2 separate regions of the Homo sapiens genome follow, and region 2 is linked to region 1. A link is an interaction called in ENCODE POLR2A ChIA-PET data of the cell type or tissue named here. Cell type or tissue: OCI-LY7. All regions are shown on one strand.

What was found. ChIA-PET counts read pairs that join two places held together with the same protein. Peaks named below come from ENCODE experiments on the same cell type or tissue, not always from the same donor. Only the 100,000 strongest peaks of a DNase experiment are listed, where the experiment ranks them.
Region 2: POLR2A ChIA-PET joins it to region 1 with 5 read pairs; 3 of 35 experiments call an interaction of 5 or more read pairs at or near these places.

Annotation. Positions count from the first base shown.
Region 1 is chr2:207,657,361-207,659,860 of GRCh38, reverse strand. No RefSeq gene overlaps it. Among named protein-coding and RNA genes, the nearest start is that of LINC01857, 3.8 kb to the left of the region's middle. In OCI-LY7, no CTCF peak of the experiment used is centred here; a DNase peak (open chromatin) is centred at 1,280; H3K4me3 peaks cover 453 bases; H3K27ac peaks cover 2,165 bases.
Region 2 is chr2:207,833,838-207,836,337 of GRCh38, reverse strand. The region is part of intron 7 of PLEKHM3 (pleckstrin homology domain containing M3); the gene reads left to right. Among named protein-coding and RNA genes, the nearest start is that of FZD5, 65 kb to the right of the region's middle. In OCI-LY7, no CTCF peak of the experiment used is centred here; no DNase peak of the experiment used is centred here.

The DNA of each region.
Region 1 (2,500 bases):
AAGAAAGTTTGGTGGGTGGGTGGACAAGCAGGCGCGAAGGAAGACACAGGACCAAGCTTCTCCTCCACCCCTGCCCCGGCTGACCCTGCTGCCTTGTTCTCTGTGCTCGGGATCAGAGGACTTGCCCTGGCTGCTCTGGCTGCTGCACGCACATCTCTCCGGAACCCCGTCTCAACATCCCAAAGCTAAATATCACTTAGTCCTCACAAATGGGACCCTTCCACTTCCAGATGTGGGGGGCCAAAAGGGGAGCTTAGATCCAGGGATTGCAAACTGATGGTTCAGTGCAATCTGACAGATCAAGCCTTGGATTATTGAGGAGAAAACTATCATGTATGAAGCATCTACTCCATGCAAGCCAACACACAAGGCCTGCAGACTGATTACATTTCAGTTCCTTTTCAGTCTTTTGAGAGAGGTGTTATTATCCCCACTGCTCAAATGAGGAAAGTGAGACACAGCCAGGATTCCAGCTGTTTCCTTAATGCCAAGGCCATTCTCTGATTACCACACCTTGACACCTCAAGGTTGGAGTCTTCTGAGACTTACAATAGAATGCTCCTTTTTTTTTTTGAGACGGAGTTTTGTTCTCATTGCCCAGCCTGGAGTACAGTGGTGTGATCTCAGCTCACTGCAACCTCTGCCTCCTGGGTTCAAGCGATTCTCCTGCCTCAGCCTCCCAAGTAGCTGGGATTACAGGCATGCACCACCATGCCTGGCTAATTCTGTATTTTTAGTAGAGACAGGATTTCACCATGTTGGTCAGGCTAGTTTCGAACTCCTGACCTCAAGTGATCCACCTGCCTCAGCCTCCCAAAGGGCTGGCATTACAGGTGTGAGCCACCGTGCCCAGCCTGGTCCATTATTTTAATAACTATTTACTAGATGTCTGCTGTATGGTTCATGGACTTAGAGGATTTTAGAGCTGGAAGGTGTCTTAGAGAACACCAAATATAATCCCCTTATTATATTATATAATATTATTTTTATTTATTTATTTATTTTTGAGACAGAGTCTCACTCTGTCGCCCAGGCTGGAGTCCAGTGATGCGATCTCGGCTCACTGCAACCTCCACCTCCTGGGTTCAAGCAATTCTCATGCCTCAGCCTTCTGAGTAGCTGGGACTAGACAAAGTTTCATTCTTGTCACCCAGGCTGGTGCAATGGTGCGATCTCAGCTCACTGCAACCTCCGCCTCCAGGGTTCAAGCAATTCTCCTCAGCCTTCTGAGTAGCTGGGATTGCAGGCACCTGCCACTACACTAATTTTTGAATTTTTAGTAGAGATGGGGCACCTGCTACTACACTAATTTTAGTAGAGACAGGCACCTGCCACTACACTAACTTTTGTATTTTTAGTAGAGACAGGCTGTGGGGCGGGGGTGGTGTTCACTATGTTGGCCAGGCTGGTCTCAAACTCCTGACCTCAGGCGATCCACCTCAGCCTCCCAAAGTCTGGGATTACAGGCGTGAGCCACTGCACCTGGCCAAATCCCCTTACTTTATAATGAGGAAGCTGACAACTTGATGGGATCTGTAACAGTGCAGTGAGGGATCTGCAACAGTGCAGTGAACACATGTATGATATAATCATGCTCGGCAGAGATTTTTTTCTAATTGATTGTGTAATAGTATTTTTTTAAATATTAAAGCAATACAAGCTCAGTGTTAAAAAAATGAAAAACTAAATAAAACCAGAAATTAAAAATAACACATAATACATATTCCAAAAATGCTAACTTGGTTTTAGATTTGATTTGCTTGTTCCTCATTTTAGGCCTTGCTAAGCAGATGTATTTATTAGGTGAATGATCATATATTTATACATATACACAGTTATATACATACAAAATTAGTTGCTATTATATTCTTTATAAAATATAGTGTTTTTTACTACATATTGTGAATATTTTGTTTTATTAAAATTCTCCATAAATATTCTTTTTTTTTTGTATTTTTTTTTTGAGACGGCGCTTCACTGTGTCTCCCAGGCTGGAATGCAGTGGTGTGATCTCGGCTCACTGCAACCTCCGCCTCCTGGGTTCAAGCGATTCTCCTGCCTTGGCCTCCTTGTTAGCTGAGACTACAGGCCCACGCTACCACGCCTGACTAATTTTTGTATTTTTAGTAGAGACGGGTTTTCACCATGTTGGCCAGTCTGGTCTCGAACTCCTGACCTTAAGTGATCCCTCCACCTTGGCTTCCCAAAGTGCTGGGATTACAGGCATGAGCCACTGTGCCCGGCCTGTATAAATATTCTTCAGTGATTAAAATAGCTATAATCAGTGAGTAATACTTTCTCACTGGTTATAAAATTTTTAAATATAATTCCAAAATAAAAACTACCTATTATCCCATCACCAAGAAATAACTATCATTAACACCTTGACTTGGCAAGGGGTGGGGCATTTCTTTTAGCTCTGTTTGTGCATATGTATATAATTGAGACAAATGGAATAGATGTTTTAAATTCTTGATACATTTTTGCCAAATTGTTTTTG
Region 2 (2,500 bases), 180 kb before region 1:
CTTTTTTTTTTTTTTTTTTAGACTCTCTCTCTGTCGCCCAGGCTGGAGTGCAGTGGCATGATCTCGGCTCACTGCAACCTCTGCCTCCTGGGTTCAAGTGATTCTCCTGCCTCAGCCTTCTAAGTAGCTGGGATTACAGGCATGCATATGATGCATTTATTGAAATTCAAAGTGAGATTTATGCTGCCCCAAAATGGGGGAGATGTTCCCCTGCTCCTATCCCAAAGAAGGGGACCAGTTCGTCAGGGCACACACAGATAATTAGGAGTGCTCACAAGAGCATCCACAGAAGTTGAACTCTGGTCCTCCCTTCCTGGTCCCATGTCTTGTGGTGTATCCAGTGTTGACATGCACCCAGTTAACTCTGGTGCAGCTGTCCCAACAGTTAAAACACAAACATATTTCCACATAGGCTGGTAAATGGCTGTCATCTCTAGCTGGCCCTCCTCATCCCCATCCCCCCAAAAAACTTGACAACATTTAACAATTATGTTTTTTTCCCTTGGGAAGAAGAGGCACTGATAAGGATTGGGAGAAGGCTAAAAAAGGAACCCTTAATTTTTAATTGAAATTTTATTAAATAGGGGCAAACTCAGCTCCTTTTGGCCAAATTCCTGAGTCAGAGCTATATATACTAGTTCATATAAGCTATTTCATAGCTTGATTAATCAATGCAAATAAATGAAATAAAAAGTAATGCTTTACATCTTAAGGTTCATCTCATGCAGTCCCAGCTTATGAGTTTGAGACTCTCTGGGGAGGTACCAAAACTACGTTCCTACTCATTAACTCACAGACCTTGGAGCAAGACAATTTGGAGAGAGGAGAGTACAACCCAGAGTAGCTCCCCCGGCCCCCAAATCCTGCACAAAATCTGCAAGTTGGAAGAAACTTTAGATTAACCCAAGCTTCTCTTTTACTTCTGTGGAGAGTGAGATTTAGAGATAAAGTAACTTACCCAAGACCCCTGTGACACCAAGGCCAACCTGCGCCAAGGACTCGGGGCTCCTCACTCAAGCTGAGGTCTACTCTCTGTAGTAAGTACCCCATTGAAGTAGTATTGGTCTCCTTTTTATTGCAGAAGTTGTTGAAACCGGCAGGGTACGGTGGCTCACACCTGTAATCCCAGCACTTTGGGAGGCCAAGGCGGGCGGATCACAAGGTCAGGAGTTCGAGACTAGCCTGGCCAACGTGGTGAAACCCCGTCTCTACTAAAAATACAAAAAAAAATTAGCTGGGCATGGTGACGGGTGCCTGTAATCCCAGCTACTTCGGAGGCTGAGGCAAGAGAATCACTCGAAACCGGAAGGCAGAGGTTGCAGTGAGCTGGGATCATGCCACTGCACTCCAGCCTGGGCAACAAGAGTGAAACTCCGTCTCAAAAAAAAAAAAAACAAGTTGTTGAAACCTAACTGCTTCACAGTTGCATAAAAGCAATTTATTTTATGAAGTAGATGTAAAACTTTTAGCTTTGCTTTGTTAGATGGCCCAGGTAGGACATAAAGAAGCAGAAAATACCACAGAGAAACAGCCCAGAGGTTCTTGGCCAAAGAGCAAATAAATGGGACTAAGACGCACCACCAAGACGGCTTTTAGGTAGAATTGAAAAGTCAGGCCGGGCACGGTGGCTCACGCCTGTAATCCCAGCACTTTGGGAGGCCGAGGCAGGTGGATCACCTGAGGTCAGGAGTTCAAGACCAGCCTGGCCAACATGGAGAAACCTCATCTCTACTAAAAATACAAAATTAGCCAGGCGTGGTGGCACATGCCTGTAATCCCAGCTAGTTGGGAGGCTGAGGCAGGAGAATTGCTTGAACCCAGGAGGTGGAGGTTGCGGTGAGCCGAGATTGCGCCATTGTACTCCAGCCTCAAGAGCAAAACTCCATCTCAAAAAAAAAAAAAAGAAGAGGCTGGGCGCGGTGGCTCACTCCTGCAATCCCAGCACTTTGGGAGGCCGAGGTGGGCGGATCACCTGAGGTCGGGAGTTTGAGACCAACCTGACCCACATGGAGAAACCCTATCTCTACTAAAAATACAAAATTAGCCAGGCTTAGTGGTGCATGCCTGTAATCCCAGCTACTTGGGAAGGCTGAGGCAGGAGAATCACTTGAACCTGGGAGGTGGAGATTGTGGTGAGCTGAGATCGTGCCATTGCACTCCAGCCTGGCCAACAAGAGCAAAAACTCTGTCTCAAAAAAAAAAAAAAAGAAAGAGAAAAATCAGAGTGAGTTGATAGGGAGTGACAGTGATGCACAGCATTGCGTCACTGATATTGACTTCTTAAATGATATTCTAAATGATTTCCATTTAGGTTGGTGCAAAAGCAAGTGCGATTTTTGCCATTAGAAGTAACAGAAATCACTGGTTAATATTAATATTAGTGGTTTCAACTATTTTAATCAAATGATGTGTTTAAAATACGTACTTGTGAAAGTTAAATGAATAAGTACACTACACTGGACCTTATTGGTTGGTAAGAACGTAAGCCAGCAGGTGACAC